7 separate regions of the Homo sapiens genome follow, and all the other regions are linked to region 7. Evidence: chromatin contacts called from ENCODE Hi-C data. All regions are on one chromosome and are shown on one strand. The core of a region is the stretch at or near the end of the contact, and the rest is flanking DNA. Distances in the headings are between cores, read along the strand shown. Region 1 holds the start of LINC01530 (long intergenic non-protein coding RNA 1530). Region 2 holds the start of ZFP14 (ZFP14 zinc finger protein). Region 3 holds the start of ZNF850 (zinc finger protein 850). Region 4 holds the start of ZNF565 (zinc finger protein 565). Region 5 holds the start of ZNF567-DT (ZNF567 divergent transcript). Region 6 holds the start of ZNF461 (zinc finger protein 461). Region 7 holds the start of ZNF225 (zinc finger protein 225).

Region 1 (4,213 bases), core at 1,576-4,075, 7.5 Mb after region 7:
GTATGAACTAACTCGTTTATTCCTCACAGCCATTGTAGGAAATAATCTAACCTCATAAACCCCATTTTAGAGATGAGGAAACAGGCTTAGAGAATTTGACGTAAACTCAAGACCGAAAATCTAGGAACAAGAAAAGCCTGGATTTGAACCAAGCTATCTGATGCCAGTGTTTTAACTCTCAACCATTGTACTACTTTACCTCCTCATGACCTTTTTTTTTTTTTTCTTGTGAGATGGAGTCTCGCTCTGTCGCCCAGGCTCTGGAGTGCAGTGGCACGATCTCAGCTCACTGCAAGCTCCGCCTCCCGGGTTCACGCCATTCTCCTGCCTCAGCCTCCCGAGTAGCTGGGACTACAGGCGCCCACCACCATGCCTGGCTAATTTTTTGTATTTTTAGTAGAGACGGGGTTTCACCGTGTTGGCCAGGATGGTCTCGATCTCCTGACCTCGTGATCCCCCCCCCTCGGCCTCCCAAAGTGCCCATGACCTTTTTATTGTTGGGCAGTGAAAGCCATGGTGAAATGAAGAATGTCCTACTGTCATGTGATGTGATCAGAAAACATACTGCCCAGAGTCCCCTGCCCCCACCCCCAAAACCAGTACTTGATCCATCCTTTGACTGTTGTGGCGATTGGCACAAAGGTTGGGCACAGTAGTAGTTAGGCTCATGGGCTCTGGAGCCAACCTACCTGGATGCTACACATCCCAGCTCTGCCCCTCGCTAGTTTGGTGGCAAGCAACTTAACCTCTCTGCCTTAATTTCTCCAGCAGCACAATGGGAATAATAATAGATCTCGCCTTGTGGCTCCTTTGCAGATTACATGCGTTAATTATGTAAAGTCAAGCATTAGAATGGTGGCTGTCCACCATGAGTACAACACAAATGCTCGTTCTTAATGATTCAACAAACATGGAATTTCATTAAATCTGAAATAAAGGTATTTTGAGAAATTGAATTCCGTTATCAAGTGTGAAGTCCTGATCCAGACTCACCTCGTGCACACTATTTACCACAAAGGTGGACTCCCTATTTTAAATGCATTCACTTAAAGAGACCTTTCCCTGTACTAATTAGTGTTTGTTAAGAAGGACCTTCTGGACATAGTTGAAAGAAAGAGAAAAGAAGCAGGTGTGGGGAGGAGGAGAAGGAGAAGGGAGGAAGGGAGGGAGGGGAAAGAAGATGGATGGACAGATGGAAGGAAGGAATTAGGGATGGCAGAAAGGAGATAAAATAAACTCTACTTTTAAAAGAAACCAGGTGGGGTGAGTGGGAGGGCTTCCCTGTGACCTTGGCCTCAGGGGCTCTTTCTGGCTTCCAGATAAGATACCCCTCAGCTTTGCACTGGGTCTCCTGAGGCTTGGAAGTTATGTCCACAGTGAGGTTGGTGTAGAGGGGCAGCCACTCTTTGGAGAGCAACCTGTAGCCCAGACAGTTGATGCCATCATCAGAGGATCCAGGGATCGGAGGATTGGCGGATCCGGGACAGAAGGCGAGGCCTGGAGGATGGGGAGGGGCAGCCATGTGAGCCTCAGGGAGGACCCAGAACCAACCACCCCACTTCCAACACTGATTCACCTCCAGGGCCTCTGCTTGTGGCCAGGATCTTCCCCCTCCAGCATATGGTAGCCTCTGAAAAGCAGGTGGGGCTGGGAGAGGAGCATCCCGCTTAGTTTCACCCTTCCAGAGACACAGGAAGGCATGGAGGCCAAACACCTGTCTCTGACAGGGTCCCCATGCCACAGCCCAGCCCTCCAGTCCAGGGTAGCCCATGTCCCCCTCAGCCCAGGGCGGCCCATACCTGCCTCATCATGTCAGGACCTGCAGCTCCTGCCTCCCACCTGGCAGTGATGTCATCCTCATCATCCCAACCCCACTACACGTTGGAGAAGCCATTTATCTTCAGGTAGTGAGTGGGGTGCAGGGCAAACACCCCTCCAAGGCACAAGCTAACGGCTTAATTGCTGTTGTTTCCCCATGTTCTGGCTTGCAGCACTTGTAACCTCTGGGCTCCTGCAGCCCTTAACATCTGATACCTTTACATTAAGATTTATCATCCTTATCTCTGGACCAGGCTGAATACACCTGTGTCCCGGTGCATCTGGCCAGCGGGTCAAAGGGCCTAGCACACAGATTAACAAATGAATGAGTTCCAGTTACCAAAGTTCAATCCTTGAGGTGGACAGAAGACGCCCAAGGCGTGTCTCCCATCACCCTTCACTCTCAATCCTCCTTATCAAGGGCCTCACGGGAATAGTGATAAGATCTCAGAATATACAGGAGGGAGCAGTTTCGGGAAGGGGGGCATTGGAAGGAAGTGGAGGGCTTGGATCTGGGGAGCAAGCGGGGAGAGTGCTCCGTTCCTTGGTTTTGGGATCTTGCCTTACGGGTCTCACCTGCCCTCCATCCTGGCTTCCACCTGGCAGGGTGTGTTTGTGTCAGAAAGACGATTGTGCGTAACTGTTCACCGCGTCCACGTCCCGAGAGTTGCGCACGCGTGGAGATCTGCAAAACGCTCCCTTTCAGCTCCGCGCATGCACAGAGACCCCACCCCGCAAGTCCTTGCCCTTCGGCCTGGGCAGGCGTCCACTCCCATGGCTGCAGGGCGCGCCGAAGAGCCCACTCTGCATCCCCGAGACGCGGCCCAATCCTAGGAATGTGCTTAGCGCAGGTGCTATCTTCCCTTTTCACATTCCCAATCTCTTTCTCCGCCCCCTCAAACTCTTGCCATACTCCCACAACAGCAGAAAATCTGAAAAAAAAGTCCATCCCATCTTTGCACTGACAGCAGTGCACAGCAGCTGGCAGAGAATTCTGGCACGGCTATTGTGCTTGCGCAGGCGCAGACGGGAAGCGGGCCGGACCGGCCTAGTACACTCTGGGAGGCGTGCGCAGAATGCGCAGCGCTGCCGCGAGGATCTCTGGGAACTGTAGGCCCAGTTTGTCCGAGAGCCGCAAGTGTTTCGGGACGACGCAACGCAGGGGCACCTGGGAGTCGTAGGCGGATGGGCCCAAAGCCTTCCGGGAGTCGTAGTCCTTCCGCCCGCTCCTCGTTTCTTTGGAGGTTGGCCCTTCCAGCTCCAGTTCTGCCCAGGTGAGCGCCCATCCCGCGGCCGGCCGGTCCTGGCCCTTTGTCGCGATGACGTGGCGGAGTTGAGGGTCTCTGTATTTCTCTCCCCCGCGTTCTGGTAGGCGTCCCTGGAAAGATGGCACCCTTTTCCGTGATCTCTCAATCCCTCTCTCCGGGTGGGAGTGCTCTAAGCAGCTGTTGTACCTGCTGACCCGCTTTGGATTCTGCGGCCCAGCCTGACACCTTCTCACTCTCGCCCTTCAACCTGGGTGCAGTGCGAGTGCACCCTCCTCTGTCCTGGTTACAACACAGAGTGGTCAGGGCTGGCCCAGGGGGTGCTCAGGAGGCTGTGGGAACACAGAGGAGGTGCTAGACCCAGCCCAGGGTTCAGGAAAGACCTTACAGAGCAAAGGACCTCAAATCTACCACATCCAAACGAAATCCCAGATTCCCTGTCCTAAACCTGCTCCTCTCACAATCTTTCTGCCTCCTCCCCACTAACTGTCCATCCAAGTGCTCAAGCCAAAATCTTGGAATGGTCGCCAGTGTTCTGTTTCTCTCATCCGCTTCCCTCCCGCAACCAAATCTTGTGTGAGTCTCATCGTCTCTATCTCCAGAAGAGGCCCAGAATCTAACCACTTCTCTCCACTTCCACTGTCTCCATTCTGCTCCGAGCTACCGTTACTCCTCACCTGCATCACTGCAGGGGCCTCCTCACTGTTCTGTTTCTTCCCTTGCCACACTCCACCCTCTATTCAGGCACAGTGCCAGGAAGCCTGTGGAAATATAAATCAGATCCTGTCACCAGTCACTACCCTGCCCCCCAGCTTAAAATCATCCAGTGGTTCCCATCTCAGAATAAAATCCAAGCTCCTTATCCTGCCAACCTCTAAGCTTCTGGTCCTTTCTGGTCGTCCTCAGTCACAACACACTTTCCAATGGGCTGAACACAGCCAGGCCCTGCCCTTCATGTCCTTTGCATTTGCTATTAACTCAATTTGGAGCATTCTTCCCACCCTGACCCAATATCTGTCTACTCATTTTGTTGGCCTCAGCTCAAAGGCCTCCAGCCACCCTAAAGAACCCCCTCCCTGTTCCCCCCCCCCCAGTCATACCACCAAAGATAATTCCCTCGTATTTGGAAA
Region 2 (4,175 bases), core at 1,074-3,573, 7.7 Mb before region 7:
AGGCAGCTTTAAGTGGCAGGTTGAGGACTAGAACCCCCCTACTTTAGCTCCATAACCCATACGACTGTCACTGTACTAAACTGCATCTCATGAGACCTGATAAATACGTGGCCTGAAACACTCATGCTGTCAAAAACTTCAAGCCACTTTCCAAATTTCTACTGTCTTCCCTTCCCTTCTAATAACCCCTTCCCTTGTTAACACAGACCTCTCCACTAAAAACCCCATCGTATTGTCACTCCTTAAAAGCCTCAAAAGCAGAAAAGATCCTGTCGCCAATCAAACCACCTCCTTTCCCTGCTTTTGAACTCAGGGCGGTGGGGATCAAAGAGACCTAGTGGGTAATTCCATCTAAACTGTAAACTCCTCAACTAATCACCATCGAATGAAAGTTCTACGTGGTGGCTCACGCCTGTAATCTCAACACTTTGGGAGGCTGAGGTGGAAGAATTCCTTGACTCCAGGAGTTCAAGATCAGCCTGTGCAACATAAGGAGACCTCATTTCTACAAAAAAATTTAAAAATTGCGCGTGGGACCACGTGCCTGTGGTCTCAGCTACTCAAGAGGCTGAGGTGGAAGGATCGCTTGAGCCAGGGAGGTCCAGGCTGCAGGGAGCGAGATCACTTCACTGCACTCCAGCCTGAGGGACAGAGTGAGACCCTGTCTCTAAAAAAAAAAAAAAAACTTAAGTAACAAAATAAAGCTCTGCAGTTAGCTTCTCTTCAGGAGGTTTACTTCCAGACCATCCAAATGATTAGAAAGAGGCAGCTCATAAGAGAAACTAAATTACTGCCAAATGCTCATGTCAATACCTACTGGAGGCCGGGTGCGGTGGCTCATCCCTGTAGTTCTAGCTACTTGGCAGGCTGAAGCAGGAGAATCCTGCTTGAACCCGGGAGGCGGAGGTTTCAGTGAGCACATCGTGCCACTGCACTCCAGCCTGGGTAACAGACCCAGACTCCATCTCAAAAAATACAAAAAAAAACAAAACAAAACAAACCTACTGGAAAGGGGTAGGAATTGGAATCTACCTTCATCACCCCATCATTCACTGGGAAGGAAGGCCAAAGCACCAGGTCAGTGGACAGGACATTTCAGGGGTTAAAGTCTAACTAGCTGAAGATTAACTGGAACAAGCCCGCATAGTCTGACAAAATCATATCTATTGACTGGCAGAAAGGGAGAAAATTCCACAGGAAGGGTTGGAATAGAATGGACGAGAGAGACGAGAAAAGCTCTTTCGTAAACGGTTGAGTTCCAGCTGAAAGATTCTAAGGAGGATCTAATGACAGCTGCAATCTGGAATGGCTGCTGTTTCCGAGGTGAGATTAGGAGAGGCAGGGATTAATGAGATATTGAATGCAATCATGAGTGTAATCAAGAGGGTATCCCCAGTAATAAAATGAAAACAGCAAAGCAAGTCTAGAACATCACTGGTAAGAAAACTGTAATCTCTCAAAGAGGGAGTCATTATGCCATTTTACAACTACTGCACCACCTGGGGAGAAATCATGTTTTCTATTAATTTTGCAACTGGCTTTATCTGTCTCTTCCTTCCTAGCCTGATTAATGACAGAGCTGCTTCATTGTTCAGTCCGAGCTGATTTTCATTCCACAGAAGAGGAAAGCAAATGCCCCCACGCCCAGAAAAAATAAAAATTACACTTCATGGAACAAAACGGAAACACAAACTCATCTGGATGTTGACTTGTCTATATGCAACAGCAATCATTTCCTCCTCTCCCCGCTGCCTTCCTAAAGAACAGCAGGATTGGGAAAGGAGACGGGAATCTTGAGACCGCGGGCCTTTCCTGGAGCCGGCCTTGGCTGAGCAGGACACACCCCCGCTAGCGCACTTGCTCCCTCCGTCTACTGCGCGCAAAACCCGATGGAAATAACAGGGAGCCTGGAATAAAGCTGACCCTTTCCCGTATCAGAGCGAAAGGCCAGGTACACGAAGACGGGGCTGGGATCTGTCTCCGAGTTCCCCGCAGTTTCCATGGGAGGGAGCTCGGGTAAAGCTGTGCAATCTGCAGTTCTTCAGACTGCGTCTTTTTGTTTGGGGGCCTTCATTCACTCCGGGGTTCCTGTATCTAACTCGGAGCCATTCCGGGCCGCTGGACCTGGGCGGCTCTGAAGCGAGAAGGCAGAGGACGCAACAGGGCACCCGGCGCCCAGTCAGCGCCACAAACTCCACAGCTACTGCCTCCTGGCTCACACTGAGGTCTGCGCCGCCCCCGCGCCACCCCCGCGCCCATTGCCTCGGTGCAAGCGACCAACTCACCTCTCGGAGCCGACACCAGCAGCGAAGCCGGAAAGAACTGCGAGCGGAGGCCTGTGGGAAATGTAGTCCGCCGATGGGAGGGACTGGTTCCAGCCCCAACGGGCTGCGCGGAGTGCGCATGCGCGGGGGCCGGAGCCCCGGGTGCGCTCGGGGCGGGAAGGCCCTCCGCGCTGCGTGGGGCTGAGGCGAGCTCGGGCTTGCGTTTGCTTTTGTCGCTGAGGAAGACTTTTATTTGTTTATTTTCTTGAGACAGGGTCTTACTCTGTCGCCCAGGCTGGAGTGCAGTGGCGTGATTAGAGCTCACTGCAGCCGCGACCTCCCGGGCTCAAGCGACCCTCCCACCCGAGCCTCCAGAGTAGCTGGGACTGCAGGCGCGCGCCACCACGCCCAACTCATTTTTTAAGTTTTTATAGAGACCAGATCTCCCTATGTTACCCAAGCCGGTGTCGAACTCCTGGGCTTAAAAGATCCTCCCGCCTGAGCCTCCCAAAGTGCTGGGACTACAGGCGTGAGCCACCAGGCTCAGCCGCGGAGGATTTAGAAAGAAGTTTTGGCACCAGCAGATGCCTAATATGTGTACTAAACACCTACCAGTTACTCACTGCATACACCCAAGCAAGGTGTGGGCACACATCAGGCATGCAATGAAAATACTCTCAAAGCCCACCAGAACCTGGAGCAGGACGTAAACCTAGAAAGGTCGCTCGTGCTCACTGCCCTCTCCCTTTCTCCCACTCTGTCTCTGTCTCTGTGTGTGTGTGTGTGTGTGTGTGTGTGTGTGTGTGTGTGTGTGTCTCGTATCTCCTGCAGTTGTGAATGTATTGTTCTACTAAAAATACAAAAAATTAGCCGGGCGTGGTCGCGCGCGCCTGTAATCCCAGCTACTCAGGAGGCTGAGGCAGGAAAATCGCTTGAACCCGGGAAGCGGAGGTTGCATTGAGCTGAGATCCGCCATTGCACCCCAGCTTGGGCAACAAGAGCGAAACTCCGTTTCAAAAGAAAAAGACTAACTGGAGAGGTCTGTCTCCAATGAGACTGAATTTGTCCTGTCCTGCGTTCCTTCAGGAAAGAAATGGGATAAGCCCACCAGGGACCACCCTGAGGCATCTTCTGTATCCCAAATTCTTTGATATATTAGTTAATACATGAAAGAATTTGTTCTTTCCTTAAGAATATAAAACTTTAGAAGATATTTGAAAATGCCTCGGCAATCTGGTTTCATTTTGCAAACAATAGGATATGCATGAAATAGGAGATAAATGAAAAATCTGAGCTACTTTATAACTACTAAGAAGGTGGCCAGACGCGGTGGCTGACGCCTATAATCCCATCACTTTCGGGGGGCCGAGGCGGGTGGATCACCTGAGGTCAGGGGTTTGAGACCAGCCTGGCCAACATGGTGAAACCCCGTCTCTACTAAAAATACAAAAAAATTTAGCTGGGCATGGTGACGCACACCTGTAGTCCCAGCTACTCGGGAGGCTGAGGCAGAAGAATCGCTTGAACCAGGGAGACGGAGGTTGCAGTGAGCCAAGATCGTGCAGCTGCACTCCAGCCTGGGCGACAGAGCAAGACGCCGTATCAAAACAAAAACGAAAACAAAACAAAACAAAAAAAACTACTAAGAAGGCCGAAGGCCCAAAGTATTTTTTTAATTCAAAATCACGGTCCTATGTACATGTTTACAATTAAATTTATGTAAGGAAATCAACACTCCATTAAAAAAACAATAAAAAGAATTATTAAAATAGCTCCTCCATATTCTCTGTTTTGACTAAGTTTTTTTTTTTTTGAAACAAAGTCTTGTTCTGTCACCCTACCTGGAGTGTGGTGGCACAATACTGTCTCACTGCAACCTCAGCCTCCCAGGTTCAAGGGATTCTCCTGCCT
Region 3 (3,990 bases), core at 125-2,624, 7.3 Mb before region 7:
TGAAGTGAAAGTTTGGCCCGGGACCAATCAGGAGCTGAAGTGAAAGTTTGGCCCGGGACCAATTAGGGGCTGAAGTGAAAGTTTGGCCCGGGACCAATCAGGAGCTGAAGTGAAAGTTTGGGCCGGGACCAATCAGGAGCTGAAGTGAAAGTTTGGCCCGGGACCAATCAGGGGCTGAAGTGAAAGCTTGGCCCGGGACCAATGAGGGGGTGAAGTTATGATTCAAAGAGGCCGCGCTCACAGTCTAAAGCATGTCCAAAAAAGGAAAGTGGCCGCCGGAACCTGTTAGTCCAAGCTGCACCGTTTCGTAAGCCCCCACCATTTCACAGACCCTGGTCAGAGGGAAACATTCCACCCGGGTTTGGGCTGTGCGAAACATCCTTCCCAACCGCCTGACTTCCTTATCACATCCTGCTGGGCAAAAGCCCAAGAAACATCCTTATCAACTTTCTCCCAGGCAACAAGCCATACCGCCCAGACCCCTCCTGCCCAGGCCTGTAATTACCCCAGCCTGGAAGCGGCAGTGGGCTCTGGCATTTAGTTGGTCCCCGCCATAGAGCCGCCAACTCTCTCTCTTTCTTTAACCCTCGCCTTCCCTTCAAAATCTAACAGAGCCCACCGTGTACATGCCCACAAAAGAAGCGACTATTTCGTGGAAGCCCGCTGGTCACACAAAGGACAAAGGCGTTTCTATGTTGGGCCTCGGTCCCTTATCAGTGCAGCTGAGGAATGTCTTCAGGACAACCCCCCTGTGGAGTTTTCCTTATGTATGCCTGCAGCCTGATTTTTCAGGCTGTTTCTCTGTTTAAAGGACTTTTACCAAGGTCCCACCCTAACTGCCTAAAGAGTTTTTTCTCTCAAGGGGACACACAAAGTCCCAATCGCACACATGCCTCCGCATATCCACTTACCCACTGCCTCACAGCCAATCACACTCTCCTCTCTCACATACACCAAGGGGCCACACAAGTTGCACTTGCACAGCCACAGACCTGCAACTCACGCACACAAGGTACTGCACAGACACGCAAAGTCACACACCCACCCCGGGACACGCAGTCCAACCACACAGTCACCGGTTCTTCACATCCGCACGCACAACGAGGGTCGTCCAGGACACACACACCCACTCCGGGCGCGCACAGTCACAAGCGCCCACCTGATCACCCAGAGTCAGCACCACACAGCCACAGTCACAGACCACGGAGACCCACGGCAGCCATCGCGATCACACACGCAAACTCCTCTCCTCAGCCCTCCACACACAAAAGGACCGGAGCCGGATTCCTCACCCTCAGCATTCTCTGGTTCCGCTCGGGGCCAGCCTAGCCAAGTTCCTCAGGACTCCAAGGCGCGGCGGCAGCTAAATCGGCACAGCAAACGGTCCCGCCACCTGGCTAAGAGGAAGCCAAAATCTCGCGAGACGTGGCGTCGGCCTGCGGGATCCTCTGGGAAATGTAGTCCAGAGCCCGACTGCGGGCTTCCCTATGCCTCTCATTTCCAAGCCTGGCTTGTTTCCTTTTACCGCTCCTCTCCAACGAGGATCGCAGAGCCCTCATGCCGAGCGGCTCGCTATGGGGCCGGCTCGCCCGCTAGAGTGGTCAGGCCTGATTATCCCTGGCAGCTCTGTTATCTGGGGTAAGACACAGGAAAACGTGCTTCCGGTTCTCGGCGGAAGTAGCCCCGAACGGTAGAACCGATGGGAAATGTAGTCCAGGGCAGAAAAGCGGTCAACCCAGCCACGATGCGAGCCAAAGGATTCTTGGCTCCAAGCCTGGTCCTGGCTGTTAGTTTGGAACTCATGCACCCAGATGCTAACTCGCCCTCAGAATGCAGAGGGGATGAAACACTGACCGGACAATTCAATCTGTATATGGGTGAGTCCAGGGCTCAGTCTGCATTGCGCGGAAAATGAAGGTGAAGGTGGAGGTGGGACCTGATGGTCTCGTCCCGGATAGGGTTGAAGAAGTGGGAGAAAAGGAATCAAAATCGTGGATGGGATAAGATTGTGCGCGAATGCTCTCTGGGAGCGGATCGTGGCCGACGAGGGCCCGAAGATGCTGCCTTGTGATCGCAGGTGTGAGTGGAAGCTGTGTGAGTGTCAATGTGAGTTGCCTGTTTGGGAGACCAGCATTGTATTTTTGTATCAGGTAGTAACCTTGGAGCCAGGTATTTGTAAAATTATGATAAGAGGGCATCATTCTGGAGCATCGATTTTATTTGGAGGTTGACAGGAGAGGGAAAAAAACCCCTAATATCTGATAAACAACATAAATAGATTTTTATGTTAAAGTAGTTATATTTATTACGGTCTAGAATGCAAATCCAACATGGCTTTTAAAGCAAGAAAGATTTTTTTTATACAAAGTCAAAGGTATTATTTTTATACACTTACTACAAAACATACAAATAGTATACCAAGCCTAAGAATATAAAGAGTCTAGCTTTAATTAATTGAATGTAAATTTAAAAACAAGCATCTAATAAGTAGTCCTTTTCACACATCGAAAAGCCAATTTCGGAATTTTTTTAAAAACTCAAATTACAAAGTAACAAATATCTGGTGTCTTAGTAACTTGAAGATCAGTACTAATGATTAAGCCAGCTTATATGCTAATATGATACATGAAAAAGCCTGTATTTCACAAATAGCAAACCACTAAAACTTTAATTTTCCACAGAAGCCATTGTTTCACACCAATAATTATGTTAAAGATCAAGACAGGCTAAAAGTTTTTAATGAGCACTGAATCCATTAAAACTTGGCAAATTTTTCCACGAAGGTAGAATTTTAATTTCTGTTTAAACCATGGGTAGATGGTACACCCTTGTGAGGGTGTACTGTAAGTACTTCTAAGGAGCTTTATCAGACTTCATCCCAAATTATGTACCTAGTAAAAGATGTACCAATGTCTACTTTGGAATAAGAAATTATTCCTTGTTTGAGCAAGGATTAAGCAGAAACTGAAAGAAGTGTAGTTTATAGCTTCTTACATAAAGTAGATGGGCACCCCTCAAAAACAAACCAATATCCTGGCTCCTTAAATATCAACATTAATCTAAATAATGTATAGCATGCTCCTGTCCAATCTTTCCCGCTCATTTGTAGTCTTCTCAGATCGATGCTTCATTTTAGTCACACATTTCTATCCTGCAAGACTGGGTACCTGGGCTTTTTGTCTGGTTTTGTAACACTAGGCAGTTTTGGCCTTACTCAAAATATAAGACTGCAAAAGGCCTGTTTTACCTCAACCATACGGCTTCAGGAAATGGTCTGTATTTCCAACAGAAAAGTGGTATCTAACTCTCAGGATGGTTTCTAACAACTGGATAGATACCTGGGTCTTTGCGGCCTGTGATGCAGCCTAACAATACAGGACCTTGTGTGATCAGCTAGGTCTGCTAAAGCAAGGGGACATCCATGTTCTAGATTTTTATTTATTTATTTTTTTTTGAGACGGAGTCTTGCTCTGTCGCCCAGGCTGGAGTGCAGTGGCGTGATCTCGGCTCACTGCAAACTCCGCCTCCCGGGTTCAAGCCATTCTCCTGCCTCAGCCTCCTGAGTAGCTGGGACTACAGGCGCCCGCCACCACGCCCGGCTAATTTTTTGTATTTTTCGTAGAGACGGGGTTTCACCGTATTAGCCAAGATGGTCTCGATCTCCTGACTTCGTGATCCGCCCGCCTTGGCCTCCCAAAGTGCTGGGATTACAGGCGTGAGCCACCTCGCCCGGCCCATGTTCTAGATTTTTTATTCTGGTTTAGCAGGATCCAAACTGCCTGTCCTGAAGAGACTCTCTTTCTCTTCCATACAACGGCTGGCCTCTACCAAGTTAACTGCTTCGTGGGGGGAAAATATTGCCTTTCCTTTGGTCTGCATGTTTTAAGGGAAATACCAAATACACCTACAGGAGTTTATCAATAATAGACAAGGCTGATTTCAAACTCTTTCAGGAGATAAACTGGAGGGGAAGACGAATGGCAGGAGGGT
Region 4 (3,922 bases), core at 1,333-3,832, 7.9 Mb before region 7:
TGTAACGAATTGACCTCGTGGGTCCCTGGCATGATGCGCCGAGAAGGGTACATCGCTTTCGGAGTATTCTTGCCCCAAAGGCAGAATCTGAATTTAATCAACAGGAAATATCAGACAATTCCAAAGAGAGGAACATTCTACACTGCAGACTCTACAAAACAAATGGCCAACATGGTGAAACCCTGTCTCTACTAAAAATACAAAAAATTGGCTAGGCGTGTCAAAGGAGTTACAAAAAGGAAAATGGAGACCAGACATGGTGGTTCACATCTCTAACCCAGCACTTTGGGATGCTGAGGGAGGAGGATCACTTGAGGCCAGGAGTTCGAGACCAGTCTGGCCAACATGGTGAAACCCCCCTCCCCCCGTCTCTACTAAAATTACAAAAAATCAGCTGGGCACGATGGCATTTGTCTGTAATCTCAGCTTCTCAGGAGGCTGACGCAGGAGAATCGCTTGAGCCTGCGAGGTGGAGGTTGCAGTGAGCTGAGATCACAGCACTGCACTCCAGCATGGGTGACAGAGCAGGACTCCGTCTCAAAAAAAAAAAAAGAGCAAATGGGAATTCTATTGTTGCTACATTTTAAAGTCTTAAATTCAAAATGAAAAGTAAAGAAAAAAATTTAAAAGAACATTAGGTATGCAGGGAGCAGGGAGGATATAGGCCTTTCAGTCCATCTCCAAGGCACGCAGTAAATTACTCCTATGGCAAATACTGGAGACCAGGTTACTTTGGTAGGGGTGAGGGTGGTGGTGGGGTGGTTCTGAAGTTTCAGAAGAAGGAAAGAAAAGCATGTCCTGAAAAACAAGAAGGATTTCAGAGAAATAAGAATAAAACCTGATGTACTTGAACTTGGCACCTTTCTTGGAGAAGGGTTAAGAGCAAGGAATCATGAACAACCAGGTCATTTTTGAACCACCATCCTCCTTACCTACCATATAGGGAAGTGTGGTCACAGAACACCAGGCATCTGCCTAAATCCAGTGTCACTCAGAAGGCTGAGGTCACTCCTGTCCAGGGCCAGAATCTGTCCTAACTTCAAAGGTTCTGCATGGGTCAAGCACTAGAGTCACTGGCACACTTGGTGCTGCACATACAGTCAGTGTCACACAAACATAACCACACATCCACTCTTTTATTTTTTTGAGACAGGGTCTCGCTCTGTCACCTAGACTGGAATGCAGTGGTTCAAACACGGCTCACTGCAGCCTTGACCTCTCAAGCTCGAGATCCTCCCACCTCAGCTTCCCGGGTAGCTGGGACCACAGGTGTGGGCCACCACACTCAGATAATTTTTAATTTTTTGTTTGTTTGTTTTTGAGACGAAGTCTCGCTCTTGTCCCCCAGGCTGGAGTGCGATGGCGCGATCTCGGCTCACTGCAACCTCTGCCTCCTGGGTTCAAGCGATTCTCCTGCCTCAGCCCCCTGAGCAGCTGGGATTACAGGCACCTGCCACCACGCCCAGCTAATTTTTGTATTTTTAGTAGAGACAGGGTTTTATCGTGTTGGCCAGGCTGGTCTAGAACTCCTGACCTCAGGTGATCCACCCGCCTCGGCCTCCCAAAGTGCTGGGATTACAGGTGTGAGCCACCGTGCCAGCCATTAATTTTTTTTTTTTTTTTTTGTACAGGCCAGGCTGGTCTCGAACTCCTGGGCTCAAGTGATCCTCCCACCTCGGCCTCCCAAAGGGCTGATGTGAGCCACCACACCCGGCCCTACATCCACTCCTGAGACACAGGACACAATCACAGACACCTCTATACCTTTCCAGTCACAATATCTTTCCAGTCACAATCACACACCCGCTAAGACACACCCAGTCACACAATCTACTCTCCACTGTGATACAGTTACTCCCGTATAGTCACAAGCCCCACACACCAACACCCACAAATGCCTCATATAGTCACAGTCACACACCCACTCAGGGGACACACGCCATCACTGGTACTTTACGGCACCCAGTCACAACTGAACTTTCACTGTGGACATACACACAGTCACACTCACACAAGCAACCCACACAAGCAGTGGCACCCCACTCCCGCATACACAGCACCACACACATACACACAAACACACACACCAAGGGATACAGGAATACACAAGCGGCGTCACCACACAGTCACAGGCACAGGCAATTGCACACGGCCACAGTGTCACACAACCAAAACCACGCACACACCTTGGAGACATGAATCACAACCGCACACCCGCAGTGGTCACACAGTCACAACTGTACTCACACCCCAGGAACAGGGCGAACAGGCCACATATACAACGGGGACACACGCAGTATCACCCCCGGTCACAAGGACCCTGCACCCCGATACTCTCTATCACACATGGTTACACAAAAACCACCAGACACCCTGGAGACAGGCGGTTACACGTGCACAGTTGCAGACACCCACACCCAGCCACACAGCCACAAAGACACATTCAGAACGGCGCATCCGCAGCCAGCTCCCGCCTGCGCGCACAGATTCGAGGCTCCGGACACGCCCCGGCCCCGCCCAGGACTCCCAGACCCCTCACCTTCTGCCTCCCCTGGTCGCGTCCGGGTCCTTGCGGAGCTAACTAGCTCGCCACGACGTCAAGAACGACGTAACGTCAGGCCGCTGTGGGCTCTGGGAATTGTAGTCCAGAGCTAGATCGGCCACGGACAGAATGGCGTTCTCTTATCTCTGAGTCGGGGCCTGGCTCGTTTTGACATTTTTGCGCCCACGAGTCTTCGGAGAGGGCGTCGCCACTCCAGACCTTCCAGCAAGCTTGAAGTCATCTGACGCTAAAGGACTACTTACCTCAAGAGCTCCATCGTCACAGAAGGAGGCGGCCAAGTTCGCGGGGGGAGGGGAGGAGACAGAGAGTCGACCAGTAAAGCCTCAAGGGAAATGTAGTCCAAGGCCTGAGAAGCGACGTTGCTGGTAATAGAAGGTAATTCAGTACCAGCCTGGGCCTGGCCGCGGTGACCGAGGCGGGCCGCGTCGCGGAGACTTCTGGGAGTGCTTCCTCGCTCTCCGAGTGCGCAAGCGCAGCGCACCGAGTGGACATTTTGGTCTTTGTCCGCGGGTCAGTACGGCCCCTGGGTCCACGTGGCGCGAAAGTAGGAGGTGGGATCTGGGCGTCTCGGGTCGGTCGGACCGGGGAGGTTAAAGGGGAGGATTCCTGATCTTTAGGGGCGCGGCGCGAGGGCAGGGAGTGGGTGTAAGAGCTTCTGGCCTACGTGCGGGGCGGAGATGGGGGCCTCTGAGGCGGGTTTGAGCGAGTGTGACCGAGTTTGTCCTCAAAGTTTGACCTGATGTTTGGGATTGTTGAGTGAATGTGAAACTGGGTGCGGGATTGTGTGTGATTGTGCCTAAGAGGGAGATGTAGGAGACCAGCATTGAGGTATAACGTTTGAGCTGCACTTCCCTTGTCGAAAGTGCTGATAATTATAACGGTGCCATCTTCCTGGAGCGTCTTTTTTACTTGAAAATTGAAGGGGTGGAAAAGCTAAGTGGTGAATAATTTTAAAACGAGTTTTTATATAAAAGCATTTCTTTTTAATTGGAGTGGCATGCAAATCACCGTGACTTTTTTTTTTAATTAAACGAGAGTGTTTCGAAGGAACTTTAGTTTCGGGGTGCCTACTTCAGACTATTCAAATCCCCATCTTTGGGGTACTTAAATAGGGCTGTTAAGCAAAGCCCTAGACTAAACAGCATTGTACGCTTTGAGAAGCAATCCCATATAACGGCGCCCAGGATGAGGGAGTCAACGGTTTTAGGTTAGGCACAGTTATCCTCATTTTTTGAAGAAAGCTTAATTGTTGCAGTGTTTATCTATGAGTCTGGACTAAATCCTAGGTGTCTTAATTCCTTAATGAGTCGAGGCGTTCTCAGGTTGTATGGATTTTGTGAAGTAATGGAGAATGCTACT
Region 5 (3,687 bases), core at 924-3,423, 7.4 Mb before region 7:
AGACTCGGTCTCAAAACAAAAAAAGGGGAGACCAAATTGGCTAGTTAAATAAATGTATGTAGGTGTTATATCACACCCCTGAATAATTCCTCCGAATCGGGGTGGGGGTGTCAGTCATCTGTACTCCACCCAGAAGTCAATGCCACATTCCTGAGTCTACATACCCGTGAAATGATAGGAACCCATGTGCCCATAAGGTCCTGGAGGGGAATGCAAAGTTGGTCAAGACATGGGAGCTAGACAGCAAGGAAAAGGAATTGCAAAGGGAAGTTAGTAGTTAAATAAGTTACCACATATCCATGTAATATAATACTAAGATAGACAAATGCAAAGTTGTAGAAAATAGTTAAGGAATATTTTCAAGATACTGTATCAGAGAAATCACTTTACAAAACAGGTTGAACAATACAATTATATCAATATGGTCATTTAAAAAGTCTAGAAAGTTAAACACCTGTTTCAGTTATTTATTGCTATATAACCACCTCAAAAGTTTATGGCTTAAAACAAAAAACAATTAGCTTATTATTTGGGGGGCTTGGCAATTTGGGCTTGGCTTGCCTGAGTGGTTCTTCTGCTGATCATATTCATGTGACAGCTGTCAGCTGTTGGCCTGGTGGAGGCTGGATGGTTCAAGATGGTCTCCCTGAAATTTCTGGCCGTTGTTGCTCACTGGACCTCTCTCTCCAAGTGATCTTTAATGCGCAAGCAAGTTGCTCTTAGCCTTCAGTCATGGTGGTCTCAGGGCAGGAAAAGGGGAAGAGAAAAAGCTGCAAGACTTCCTGAAGCTTTGTCTCAGAAGTCTCACAATATCACTTCCACCACATTCTATTGGTCAAAGCACCTCACAAGGCCCTGCCTAATAGTAACCTAACCACTGACTAGCATTTCAGGAGGAGAAAAAATACTCCCTTGCTGAAAAACAAAATCAAAGAGAACAAAAATAGAAAATACAACAAAACTTCCTTGACCTTGGTTTTCAGATATGCTCAGCAATGGTTCCCTTTCCTCAGGGCTCTTAGAGAACCTCAAGGCAAGGGAGAAGGGGTAAGGAATCATGAGACATCAGACCTTTCTTGGAACCCAGATTGGCTAAATTGGAAAAAATTATTGCCACCACACGAGCTCTCATCATCTACCATAAACATACTCAGATGGAAGTAAAAGGGAGATGGGAGTACTGCTAACCCTTCTTAGTATTCAAGGGAAAGGCCAGGGTCACTGATATCCAGGACTGGGGACTTTCTCAAAATTCACGTTAAGTCTCCTGCGGAGACAGCTCTGGGAATGATGTGGATCACATGGAACCTGACCTCTGAGAGTTCCCAAGGGAGAGCCTCTGAGGAAGGAATCCTACTCCTAGGTTCTCCCCACGACGTCTTCCCAGAACTCTGCTTAAGGGACACTTACAACTCGAAAAGCCTCGTTCCGAAAACAGGTCTGTCCTTTTTCTGTTTGCAGATTTTATTCCACCACTCGATTATCCCTTCCCTTTTTGATGGCCATTTCACTGCAGCTGGGGTCTATACAGCTATAAAGCGGGAGAAAAAAGGAAGCTGGGAACTCAGAGATGCAGAGCCCAAGAAACAATCGAGTCTAAAACTGCCGCTTAGGTGGGCACTCCGCCAGGATCCCCTGTGTCAAACACCAGGCTGAGAACTGGGGACAGGTGTGCCCTGAGAAGACAACGCGGGCCATGCTTCATTGCAAGATGACTCTGCTTAACATAGGCATGGATCATAGTCCTCACAGGCACATTGGGGAGATCTTCGACAGACCCCTCAGTCCCAACATTAAACACAGCACTGCAGAAATGAAGCTTTACCCGTTACACACACAACACCACAGACCTAAAAGGCTCTTCCATCACACGGCCACAGCAGCACTGTCATGATGGAAGGTCTCAAACCCTACAGTGTCACACACCCGACAGCCGACCACGGCCACCCAAAGGTCCCGCATCCGAGCAGGGACAGGAACACAATCACGCACCTGTCGCAGCCTCCTCGCCGCGCACACCGCCGCCTTGTCCTGGCATCAAACACACACGCACAGGTGCATACACAGGCCCGAGCTACGGCCCTGCACACCCTGTCTGCGTCCCGGGAGCTCGGGGCTTCCTCACCGTGAGCGCCGCCCTCATCCCAGCCACGCACTATGAGAATTTGGAAGGGGAACCAGAGATCAAAGTTCGAAAACCGCCCGGGCGCCTGTGGGAAATGTAGTCCAAGGCCGGAAACGCCCGGATGTGGAGAAGGCGCGCGTAGCCGGTGGACAGCAGGAACGCGCCGCGGAGACACCTGGGAGGCATCGTCCGCGTGGGAGTGCGCATGCGCAGACGCCCGGCCGGCAACCGAAGGTGAGGCTGGTGGGTCCCGCGGGCGCGGAGAAGGCGGGTGACGGTGTGACCCGTAAGGAAGGCTGAGGAGGGAGGCGGGAGCCTGGGCTGGGGAAAGCAAGAAGGGAAGAGGAGCAACCTGGGACGAGGAGTTGGCTGGAGGAAAGTGCGAGTCCGGGCCTCAGAGAAGGCTGGGAGGGAAGCAGGAACCAGAGCGCGGGCCCGGGAGCACCTGAAGAAGGGAACCGGTTGCCCGAGGCGGGGGGTGAGCTCCCCAGTGGCAGGAATTTCGTCTGATTTTCGTCCCCTGGCTCCTGGAGCACGGCCTGGCACACAACAGGCGCTCCGTGTGTGTGTGTGTGGCTTTTCGTACCTGTCCTGTGTGTTGTGGTAGGGGAATGTGTTATTCTGTGTGACGTTGTGGAACCGGTTGTTTATGAAAGTGATAGGGTCCCTGCGTGTCTTAAGTTTTAATTTAAATTAGATGCGAGTCGATTTGTGTTTGAGCCTGTGTCCGACTCTGGAGAGGCGACAGTGAGGGCATTGTGAGTGAAAGGTTGTTACTTTTTGTAGAAGTTCTGTGAAATTGTGCACGACGTGGGGGCCTATGGGATTATGACTATGTAGTGGGTGATACAGCTATGAATATGCCTAATTTTAAAAGTATTTGGTGTACACGACCTATGATGACTGTGAATGTGGCACACTGTGTGACTTAGGTGGAGTGCTTGAGAAACCGAGTGTTGACTAAAGTATGCATTGTTTAGATTGATTTATGAGTATTGGGCATTTTATATATGCCTGTAGAATTTGACTCTGGTAATTAGACAAGTAAAATAAGTAGTGATTTTTTTTTTTTAATGGAGAGGAAGAGGCAAAATAATTTTCAGAGGGTAAGATTGGGCCCATGCGGGCCGGGCGCGGTGGCTCACGCCTGTAATCCCAGCACTTTGGAAGGCTGAGGCGGGCCGATCACGACGTCAGGAGATCGAGAACATCCTGGTTAACATGGTGAAACCCCGTCTCTACTAAAAATACAAAAAATTAACCGGGCGTGGTGGCGGGCGCCTGTAGTCCCAGCTACTTGGGAGGCTGAGTCAGGAGAATGGCGTGAACCCGGGAGGCGGAGCTTGCAGTGAGCCGAGATCGTGCCACTGCAATCCAGCCTGGGTGGCAGAGCAAGACTCCGTCTCAAAAAAAAAAAAAAGATTGGGCCCATGCGCGGTGGCTCACGCCTGCAATCCCAGCACTTTGGGAGGCTGGGGCGGACAGATCACCTGAGGTCAGGAGTTTGACCAGCATGGTGAAACCCCGTCTCTACTAAAAAATATAAAAATTAGCTGGGCATG
Region 6 (3,950 bases), core at 577-3,076, 7.4 Mb before region 7:
GCCCTTCAGCAGAAGGGATAGTTAGGCCAGCCCATTGTCCCAATACTATGATGAAATCGAAGCCAGGATCAGGGTGCTGAGAACTGCACTGGGTAGATTTTCACTGAATTAAGAGGAAAAAGAAAAGGTAATGAACATTATGAGAAAAGATTAGGGAAACAGAAAACAGACCCAAAAGACCCAGTGTATGTGTAACAGAAATTTCAAAAATAGAGGCTGAAACAACACAGATGGAAGAGAAAAAATAAATAGAACAAAAATTTGCAGACCAAAATAAATTCTTGAGTCTTTAGTTTGAAGTACAGTGCTGTAAGAATTAAAGAAGAATCATACCTGGAAACATCCTGAAAAATATTCTTAAGTTTGTCTTTGAATACAGACAAAAGGACATAAATATCTTTTAGTAAGAAGTTGCAGAGGCCGGGCGCGGTGGCTCACGCCTGTAATCCCAACACTTTGGGAGGCAGATGCGGGCGGATCACGAGGTCAGGGGCTCAAGACCAGCCTGGCCAACATGGTGAAATCCCGTCTCTACTAAAAATACAAAAATTAGCTGGGTGTGGTGGCGGATGCCTGTAATCCCAGCTACTCGTGAGGCTGAGGCAGGAGAACTGCTTAAAACCCGAAGGCGGAGGTTGCAGTGAGCCGAGATCGCGCCACCGCACTCCAGCCACGGTGAAAGAGAGAAACTTCGTCTCAAAAAAAAAAAAAAAAAAAGGAAGTTGCAGAACAATGTGTATTGTGGCCAAATCTCAGAAAAAAAAAATCAAACACATAGGTACATAAGCATACTACATATGTGGTGTTTTTCTGAGGCTGTAATGATAAATGCGGGGTAGCAATGTGATTTTCGCTTGTGTTGTGTGTGTAAATCTACAGCTAACTCCTCAAGTAGTCAGGAAAGGATGAGAGATGGATGAATGACAGATCTCTGGAGTGGGGCGTCCTGAGCCTTAGATGTGTGCACAGGAGCGGGGTGAGGTGAATGTGCGTGTGTCTGTGTGTGAGAGACCAGAGTTGACTGAGAGGAGTGGAAGCTCTCTGCCTGATCGTGTGAGCCTGAGGATAACGTGAATGTTTTTTTGTTTTTTTTTTTTTGAGACAGTTTCGTTTCACTCTTGTTGCCCAGGTTGGAGTGCAATGGCGCGATCTCGGCTCACAGCAACCTCCGCCTCCCGGGTTCAAGCGATTCTCCTGCCTCAGCCTCCCAAGGAGCTGGAATTACAGACATGCACCACCATACCCGGCTAATTTTGTATTTTTAGTAGAGGTGGGGTTTCTCCACGTTGGCCAGGCTGGTATCGAACTCCCGACATCAGGGCATCCACCCGCTTCGGGCTCCCAAAATGCTGGGATTACAGGGGTGAGCCACCGCTCCCGGCCTGTAAATGTGCTTTTTCTTTCACGTAAATAAATGAGATTTACACAAATAGCCATTCACAATCATGGTCACAGTCACCTACAAACCCCATTTACACAAATGATCAGGCACACAATCACACTGTCACTAAAGCACACCCACGCACCAGGTCGCTGTCCCAACAGTAACACACAGCCCAAAGAGAAACCCTACTTCCTCACGCATTCAAAACACACCCACCTAAGGGCTGATCCCGCACTCAGAGGCCTAAAACTATAGACATTCCCTTCCGCGGCACTGGTGAGCCAGGATTTCTTACCTTCAGCATTCTCAGGGAAGGCTCTGGTCCAAGCTCTGATTCGGATTCCAAGCGAAGCCACACGCCCAGCTCTTCCTTCTCCACCGGCCCGGGACATCCTTACCTGCCTCTACCCGGAGACCATTCCTGCGAGGCTCCTACCGGAAGTAGCTGTGGACAGCAGTGTCCTCTGGGAAATGCAGTCCGAGGGGAGAGCGCCTGGGGTGGAGCGGGTGTGTTCCGCCGGGCTCCGGGATGCACTTGCGCAGTTTCACCCGAGGCTGGAGTGACGCCAACCTGTTAATGTTCGTTTTCGGATTCTGGACTTCGGGTTCCGCTGAGGACGGATTTCGGAATAGGCACAGTGGCTGCCCCGAACCCCTCAAGGCGGCCTCCGCGGGCTGTGGCTGAAGATAATTTTCGGCGGGCGCGGACTAACCCGGCTTCCCTTTGTGGAGTTGTGGTGAGAAAGGTGTTTTGTTGTGCGCGTGTCCGAAGGTGACTCCGGAGGAGAAGGTGGATATGAACTGACGGTGAGGGTGTAGCGCGTGAGATTTGTATGTGAAACGATTTAAAAAAAAATTTTTTTTTTGGCCGGGCGCGGTGGCTCACGCCAAGGCGGGCGGATCACCGAGACCAGCCTGACCAACATGGAGAAACCCCGTCTCTACTAAAAATACAAAATTAGCCGGGCGTGATGGCGCATGCCTGTAATCCCAGCTACTCGGGAGGCTGAGGCAGGAGAATCGCTTGAACCCGGGAGGCAGAGGTTGCGGTGAGCCGAGGTCGCGCCATTGCACTCCAGCCTGGGCGACAGAGCAACTCCTTCTCAAACAAACAAACAAAACTGTATGTCATATATTTGACTCCATTTATTTATTTATTTAGAGACAGAGTCTTCTTGCCCTGTTGCCCGGGCAAGAAAAAACAAACAACAACAACAACAAAAAACTGTACGTCATATATTTCACTCAACTTTTTTTTTTTCTTTTTTTTTTTTTGAGACGGAGTCTCGCTGTCGCCCAGGCTGGAGTGCAGTGGCGCAATCTCGGCTCACTGCAAGCTCCGCCTCCCGGGTTCACGCCATTCTCCTGCCTCAGCCTCCCGAGTAGCTGGGACTACAGGCGCCCGCCACCTCGCCCGGCTAATTTTTTGTATTTTTAGTAGAGACGGGGTTTCATCGTGTTAGCCAGGATGGTCTCGATCTCCTGACCTCGTGATTCGCCCGCCTCGGCCTCCCAAAGTGCTGGATTACAGGCGTGAGCCACCGCGCCCGGCCTCTTTTTGAGACAGGGTCTTCATGCCCTGTTGCCCAGGCTGACTGCGGTGGCGCGATCCTAGCTCACTGCAGTCTCCACCTCCTCAGCTCCTCCCGCATCCACCTCCCAAAGTGCTGGGATAGCAGGCGTGAGCCACCGGGTCAGGCCAAAACGATTTATTTTATTTTTATTTTTTTGGTAAAGACAGGGTCTCGCTATGTTGCCCAGGCTGGTGGTCTCGAACTCCTGGGCTCAAGCGATCCTCCCGTCTCAGTGGCCAAAGTATTGGATGACAGGTGTGAGCCACCGCGCTGGGTGGTGAAACGGTTTTGAGGCTTTTTGAGAATGGCTGTTCTATATGCCCGCGTGGGGCTCATGCGGCGAGCGCCGCCACTCCCGCAGTGGCCCCTGTGGGGGTGATACGTGATGTGGCTTAAATGTGAGAGGCCACCTGGACCCGTGTGATTGCCACGTTTGCAGGAGCGCAGCCACGTGCACAGGGATCTTGTGACATTCTGTGTGAGGCTTTTTGCGCTGGGTCCACCCATGATTAGAGGACTAGTGTGACTGTGGCGGCCCCTGAGAAGGGAAGAAGCTGGTTGCGACCAGGAAGGTCTGAGATGGATGAATGACAGATCTCTGGACCAGGGCGTCCTGAACCTTAGATGTATGCATAGGAGCGGTGTGAGGTGACTGTGTATGTTTGTGTGTGAGAGTCCAGAGCCGACTTAGAGGAGTGGAAGCTGGCACATGTTATCTGCCAGAAGGGACAGATCCATGGTAAGGATTTTTAACCTTGCTGAGAGACCAGTAACTCCATCACCAAGTGTAATATGAGGAAATGGTGCTTGTTTGAGAACAAGTGATTCTGCTTGTGTCTGATTCTCATTCATGTATGTGAGATGGTTTGCACTTGAAACTGTCAGTGAGAGAGAAAGTAGAGTGAAATATATGACGTACAGCTGGCCCTCCCTATCCATGGGTCTTGCATTGTGGATTCAACAAACCTTCAGTTGAAAATATCTGGGAAAAG
Region 7 (4,141 bases), core at 1,638-4,137:
AGATGCTTAGTATTTTGAAGCAAATTTCTGCCATCCTCTGCATATACTTACTCTCCTCTGGAGAAGAAGCTTTTCATTTTGCTAGGGTGTTTTGTTTTGTTTTGTTTTTGTTTTTGTTTTTTGAGACGAGTCTTGCTCTGTGGCCCAAGCTAGAGTGCAGTGGTGCAATCTTGGCTCACTGCAACCTCTGCCTCCCGGTTTCAAGCGATTCTCCTGCCTCAGCCTCCCGAGTAGCTAGGATTGCAGGTGCCCCGCCACCGCACCCGGCTGATTTTTGTATTTTTAGTAGAGACGGGGTTTCACCATCTTGGCCAGGCTGGCCTCAAACTCCTGACCTCGTGATCCACCCGCCTTGGCCTCCCAAAGTGCTGGGATTACAGGTGTGAGCCACCACGCCCGGCCACTAGGGGTCTTAAAACGGACAGAACACTTGACCACAGACCACCAAATTAACATGTGACTTATGCTTTCCATCATGAATCGGGTGTTGACCCCTGCACCTTTTTAAGTTACATGTGCAGATTAGTATTCCATTTGGAAGTGGTATATATGAGATTGTGTTTGTGCAGGCTCTGAAGCCACAGGTAAGTGCACCTAATATTCATCTCCCTACTCTTGCTGTATTCAGAATGAGTGAATATAAAGAGAAGTCATCTGAAATTATTGTGTCTCAGCAGCAGAAAGAAGTGGAATACACGGTTGGACGCGGTGGCTCACGCCTGTGATCCCAGCATTTTGGGAGGCCGAGGCGGGTGAATCACCTGAGGTCGGGAGTTTGAGACCAGCCTGACCAGCATGGAGAAACCCCCTCTCTACTAAAAATACAAAATTAGCCGGGCGTGGTGGCACATGCTTGTAATCCCAGCTACGCTGGAGGCTGAGGCAGGAGAATCGCTTGAACGCGGGAGGCGAAACTCCCTCTCAAAACAAAAAACAAACAAAAAACAACCAAAACTGAAAGCTGGTAATGAAACAAATACGTATACACGAACATTTGTAGCAACACTGTTCACTACAGCCAAAAGGTGAAAAGAAGCCAAATGTGCGTCAATGTATGAATGGAGAAACAAATTGTAGTATAAACATAAAATATTCATCTATGAAAAGGAATGAAGTACTGATACGTGGTATGATGTGAATAACATTAAAAATATTATGCTAAGCAAAGGGAGTTAGAAACAAAATGTTCCATTCATTTTTATGATTTGTCCAAAATAGGTAATAGAAAAGAGAGAAAGATTCATGTTTCCCCAGGAATGGGATTATGGACAACAGTAGTGATTGCTTAGTGGGCATGGGGTTTTCTTTGGGTGATAAAAATGTTTTGTAATTCAAGAGGTGGTGGTTTCACAATGAAGCAGCTACTTTGTCTGAGGTTTAAACCCGGGGTTCGTCGTTAAGCGCCAGAAAAATTTAGGACACGGACACACAAAAACTCCTCAGTTTAGGAGCGGAGGTTTAATAGGAAGAAGAGAAAGAGAAACGGGTTCCTCCATAGAGGAAGGGGTCTCCGAGCGGAAAAGGGTCGGCTGGCAGTGAATGTGCTGAGTTTTACAGACCAGTTTGAGGAGGCAGTGTCTGATTTACATAGGGGTCATAGATTGGTTCGATCAGTTATGACGTTTACATAGTGCGTGGGGAAGGCTGGTCGCCCCACCCTAATCTTCTTATGCAAATAGGCTTCCCAGTTGATTGGCCCATCTTGCCAGCTTCTTACTGTGCACGTGGCTGACAAAGAGAAGGGAAGATGGAGCCGCCATCTTTAACATGATTGGCACAACTGCTGGTATCTATGTCTGCGGCAGCTGGATTTTACAGGCTGCTCTTCCTTAGGAAGGGAAATAATTTGGGGCTGCTTTTCATTAAAAAGAAAAGCCTTACCGAGGGCTCCCATACCCTATCTGCCTAAGTGATGGCTTCTTAACTCGTATATATTAACAACACTGTATTCGTACTAGATGCCATTGCCATTGAATTATGTGCCTTAAAATAATTTTGTTTTGTGAATTACACCTCAAAAATATTTTTTAAATAATAAAACGACCACGTTAAAAACGTTTTGCATAGCGAAAAACAAGTCAAAGGAAAAAAGCTTTTTGGTTGAGCAATATTTGATACAATGTTAATATGAGTATGTAAATAATACTTAACGGAGGGGAAAAAACTAAACACTCAATAGAAATGTGGGCAAACTATTTGACCAATTCACAAAGACTATAATAGTGGCAACGGAAAATATGCACGGATGTTCCACTTTATTTACAAAAGAACAAATACAAATTAAAACTACATTTAGAAACCATTTCTTACCATTAGATTAGCAAAACTTAACTCCTCGAAGACTGTGTCTTCTCGCTTGTTCCCTTTCCAATAACACTCCTGTTATCATTGGAGGCGTTTAGACTTCAGAAATTCCTGTCTATTCAGTATTTTCTGTCCTGGACCAGGGAGAGAGAAGGACGACTCTCAGGATAACAGTTCACATTCCCCACTAGGCAGGCGCTCGTGGCTTTGGGATTCGTTCCCAGTGGGCACCTCGGAGTGGCAACGCTTCCCCCTGAAGAATGAGATTTTGAGCGTTTTTCCTTCAGCATTCGGAGGAGTGTAATCCAAATGCTCTGTGGAGTCGTACACACTGGCTCCAGAAGGAGGATACAAGCAATTCTGGGAATGGTAGTCCAGACGCTCAGTGGAGTAGCGGTCAGCTTGGCTCCGGCAGGCGAATCAGGGGATTTCTGGGAAATGTAGTCCAGACGCTCAGTGGAGTCTCGGTCAATTTGACTCCGGCAGGTGGATCCCAGGGAATTCTGGGAAGTGTAGTCCAGACGCTCGGGGTCGTCGCGGTCAGTTTGTCTCAGGAATTCTGGGAAGTGGAGTCCAGACACTCAGTGGAGTAGCGGGCCACTTCCGCTCCGTTACTGTGAGGTTGCTGCAGTTTTGTCCCTGGTAGTTTGGGTCAGTTCCGCGAGACCCTTCTGAATTTCCTGGACCTACGCATTGGATCCTTAACGAACTGGTGATCGAATTAGGGGAAAAGAAACCTCGTCGGAGAGCAGAGGTTTGGCGGAGCGGGGCCGCTGTTTTCGTTCTCGTCAGTGGAGCCTTCTTGGGCTTGGGGCTCTCCTCGCGTCCCCGGGGTGTTTGGGACTTGGTCGGGTCGCGTCTCGCCTGGTTTTAGGGTCTCCGGGGCTCTGAGCTCGCCCACTCGGCCTCCCTGCACCCCACGCGCGTGGCCACTTCCTCGCGATAAAACGCTGGGATGTTACTTAATCTCCTTGGGTCTCCCGTTACAGTTCTTTAAGATGGGGAGTTTAGGACCATCCTAATAGAATCGTTTTGGGAACTGAAAGCGGTAACACAAATGAGAGCCTTAAAGCAGCCCCTGTCACTTGGTGACTGGTGGTCTCTTGTTAATTTCCCACGAAGCCTGTCAGGTCCCCGGGTGGGGTGAAACTCCAGCTGCAGGGGCACCGGCCCTTCTCCCTGATTCCTGCAAGACGCTGGGTGATCCCGGACGCCTTCTGACCTCTCTTTTAGGAAGGCGAGGGTTGCATCCACTTCCAGGAGGGGAGAGGAGCATTTAACTTTTATGGGGCACGGCGACCACGGTCAGAGTGTTTCACAGCCTTCTCCTTACCCAGCCCGACCTTTCCAAAAGAGCTGCAGGGAGGGACTTCTTGGCTTCTGAGGGCAAAGCTCTACGTGAGTGATCCTTGGCTTTTTTCTTTGACAGAGATGCTCACCCCAACCGAGAGTGTATAGGATGTGTCTTCGGGCATGGGTGTTGCTTTCAGTTGTCATGTTTTTCTAGTCTTTAATCTTGAAAGATAGCATAGCTTTCATCGTTTTTTCTTGGTATTTTATCCTTGTTATTTTTGAAGAGTATAGATGAAGTTATTTTGGTCAAAGATGTTCATTTGGAGTTTTTCTGATGTATTTCACGTTTAACTTCAAAATATGCATTTTTTGCTGGAATACCACAGAAGTGGTAAATCTCTCTCTCTCTTTTTTTTTCTTGAGACGGAGTTTCGCTCTTGTCGCCCAGGCTGTAGTGCATGGCACGATCTCAGCTCATTGCAACATCCACCTCCTGGGTTCAAGCTATTCTCCTGCCTCAGCCTCCCAAGTAGCTGGGATTACA

What was found. Hi-C counts contacts between places; a loop is a spot of excess contacts on that map. Pooled maps may share reads with other maps.
Region 1: a pooled map shows a loop between it and region 7 (26-fold over the local background). The contact joins the promoter of LINC01530 here to the promoter of ZNF225 in region 7. A Hi-C loop is called at or near these places in 5 of 50 pooled maps.
Region 2: a pooled map shows a loop between it and region 7 (14-fold over the local background). The contact joins the promoter of ZFP14 here to the promoter of ZNF225 in region 7. A Hi-C loop is called at or near these places in 4 of 50 pooled maps.
Region 3: a pooled map shows a loop between it and region 7 (11-fold over the local background). The contact joins the promoter of ZNF850 here to the promoter of ZNF225 in region 7. A Hi-C loop is called at or near these places in 4 of 50 pooled maps.
Region 4: a loop to region 7 is called in a pooled map, with 6 times the contacts of the local background. The contact joins the promoter of ZNF565 here to the promoter of ZNF225 in region 7. A Hi-C loop is called at or near these places in 4 of 50 pooled maps.
Region 5: a loop to region 7 is called in a pooled map, with 11 times the contacts of the local background. The contact joins the promoter of ZNF567-DT here to the promoter of ZNF225 in region 7. A Hi-C loop is called at or near these places in 7 of 50 pooled maps.
Region 6: a pooled map shows a loop between it and region 7 (8-fold over the local background). The contact joins the promoter of ZNF461 here to the promoter of ZNF225 in region 7. A Hi-C loop is called at or near these places in 6 of 50 pooled maps.

The regions. Positions count from the first base shown.
Region 1 is chr19:51,591,555-51,595,767 of GRCh38, forward strand. LINC01530 (long intergenic non-protein coding RNA 1530) reads right to left here and starts at 2,826. Exons shown (of 2, transcript NR_034159.1): 1 at 2,395-2,826; 2 at 229-1,497. It overlaps ZNF175 (zinc finger protein 175), which reads left to right. Exons shown (of 5, transcript NM_007147.4): 5 at 1-956. RefSeq lists enhancers at 1,270-1,905, 1,906-2,541, 2,542-3,177, 2,924-3,233, 3,444-3,493 and a silencer at 3,576-3,743.
Region 2 is chr19:36,376,878-36,381,052 of GRCh38, forward strand. It overlaps ZFP14 (ZFP14 zinc finger protein), which reads right to left and starts at 2,324. Exons shown (of 5, transcript NM_020917.3): 1 at 2,286-2,324. RefSeq lists a silencer at 2,431-2,520.
Region 3 is chr19:36,771,433-36,775,422 of GRCh38, forward strand. It overlaps ZNF850 (zinc finger protein 850), which reads right to left and starts at 1,375. Exons shown (of 5, transcript NM_001193552.2): 1 at 1,293-1,375. LOC728485 (a long non-coding RNA gene) reads left to right here and starts at 1,721. Exons shown (of 2, transcript NR_164117.1): 1 at 1,721-2,077; 2 at 3,954-3,990. RefSeq lists a silencer at 915-1,209 and enhancers at 1,196-1,335, 1,476-1,635.
Region 4 is chr19:36,212,083-36,216,004 of GRCh38, forward strand. ZNF565 (zinc finger protein 565) reads right to left here and starts at 2,583. Exons shown (of 5, transcript NM_152477.5): 1 at 2,540-2,583. It overlaps ZNF146 (zinc finger protein 146), which reads left to right and starts at 3,024. Exons shown (of 4, transcript NM_007145.3): 1 at 3,024-3,114. RefSeq lists enhancers at 2,538-2,967, 3,078-3,267.
Region 5 is chr19:36,685,276-36,688,962 of GRCh38, forward strand. ZNF567-DT (ZNF567 divergent transcript) reads right to left here and starts at 2,174. Exons shown (of 4, transcript NR_110708.1): 1 at 1,993-2,174; 2 at 1,411-1,531; 3 at 562-740; 4 at 164-236. ZNF567 (zinc finger protein 567) reads left to right here and starts at 2,337. Exons shown (of 6, transcript NM_001322917.1): 1 at 2,337-2,359. RefSeq lists enhancers at 2,144-2,193, 2,754-3,393 and a silencer at 2,394-2,453.
Region 6 is chr19:36,665,011-36,668,960 of GRCh38, forward strand. It overlaps ZNF461 (zinc finger protein 461), which reads right to left and starts at 1,827. Exons shown (of 6, transcript NM_153257.5): 1 at 1,680-1,827. It also overlaps a transcript of ZNF567 not described here. RefSeq lists an enhancer at 2,004-2,133.
Region 7 is chr19:44,110,512-44,114,652 of GRCh38, forward strand. It overlaps ZNF225 (zinc finger protein 225), which reads left to right and starts at 2,888. Exons shown (of 5, transcript NM_013362.4): 1 at 2,888-3,058. ZNF225-AS1 (ZNF225 and ZNF224 antisense RNA 1) reads right to left here and starts at 2,672. Exons shown (of 2, transcript NR_033341.1): 1 at 2,311-2,672. RefSeq lists a silencer at 2,599-2,949 and an enhancer at 2,642-3,341.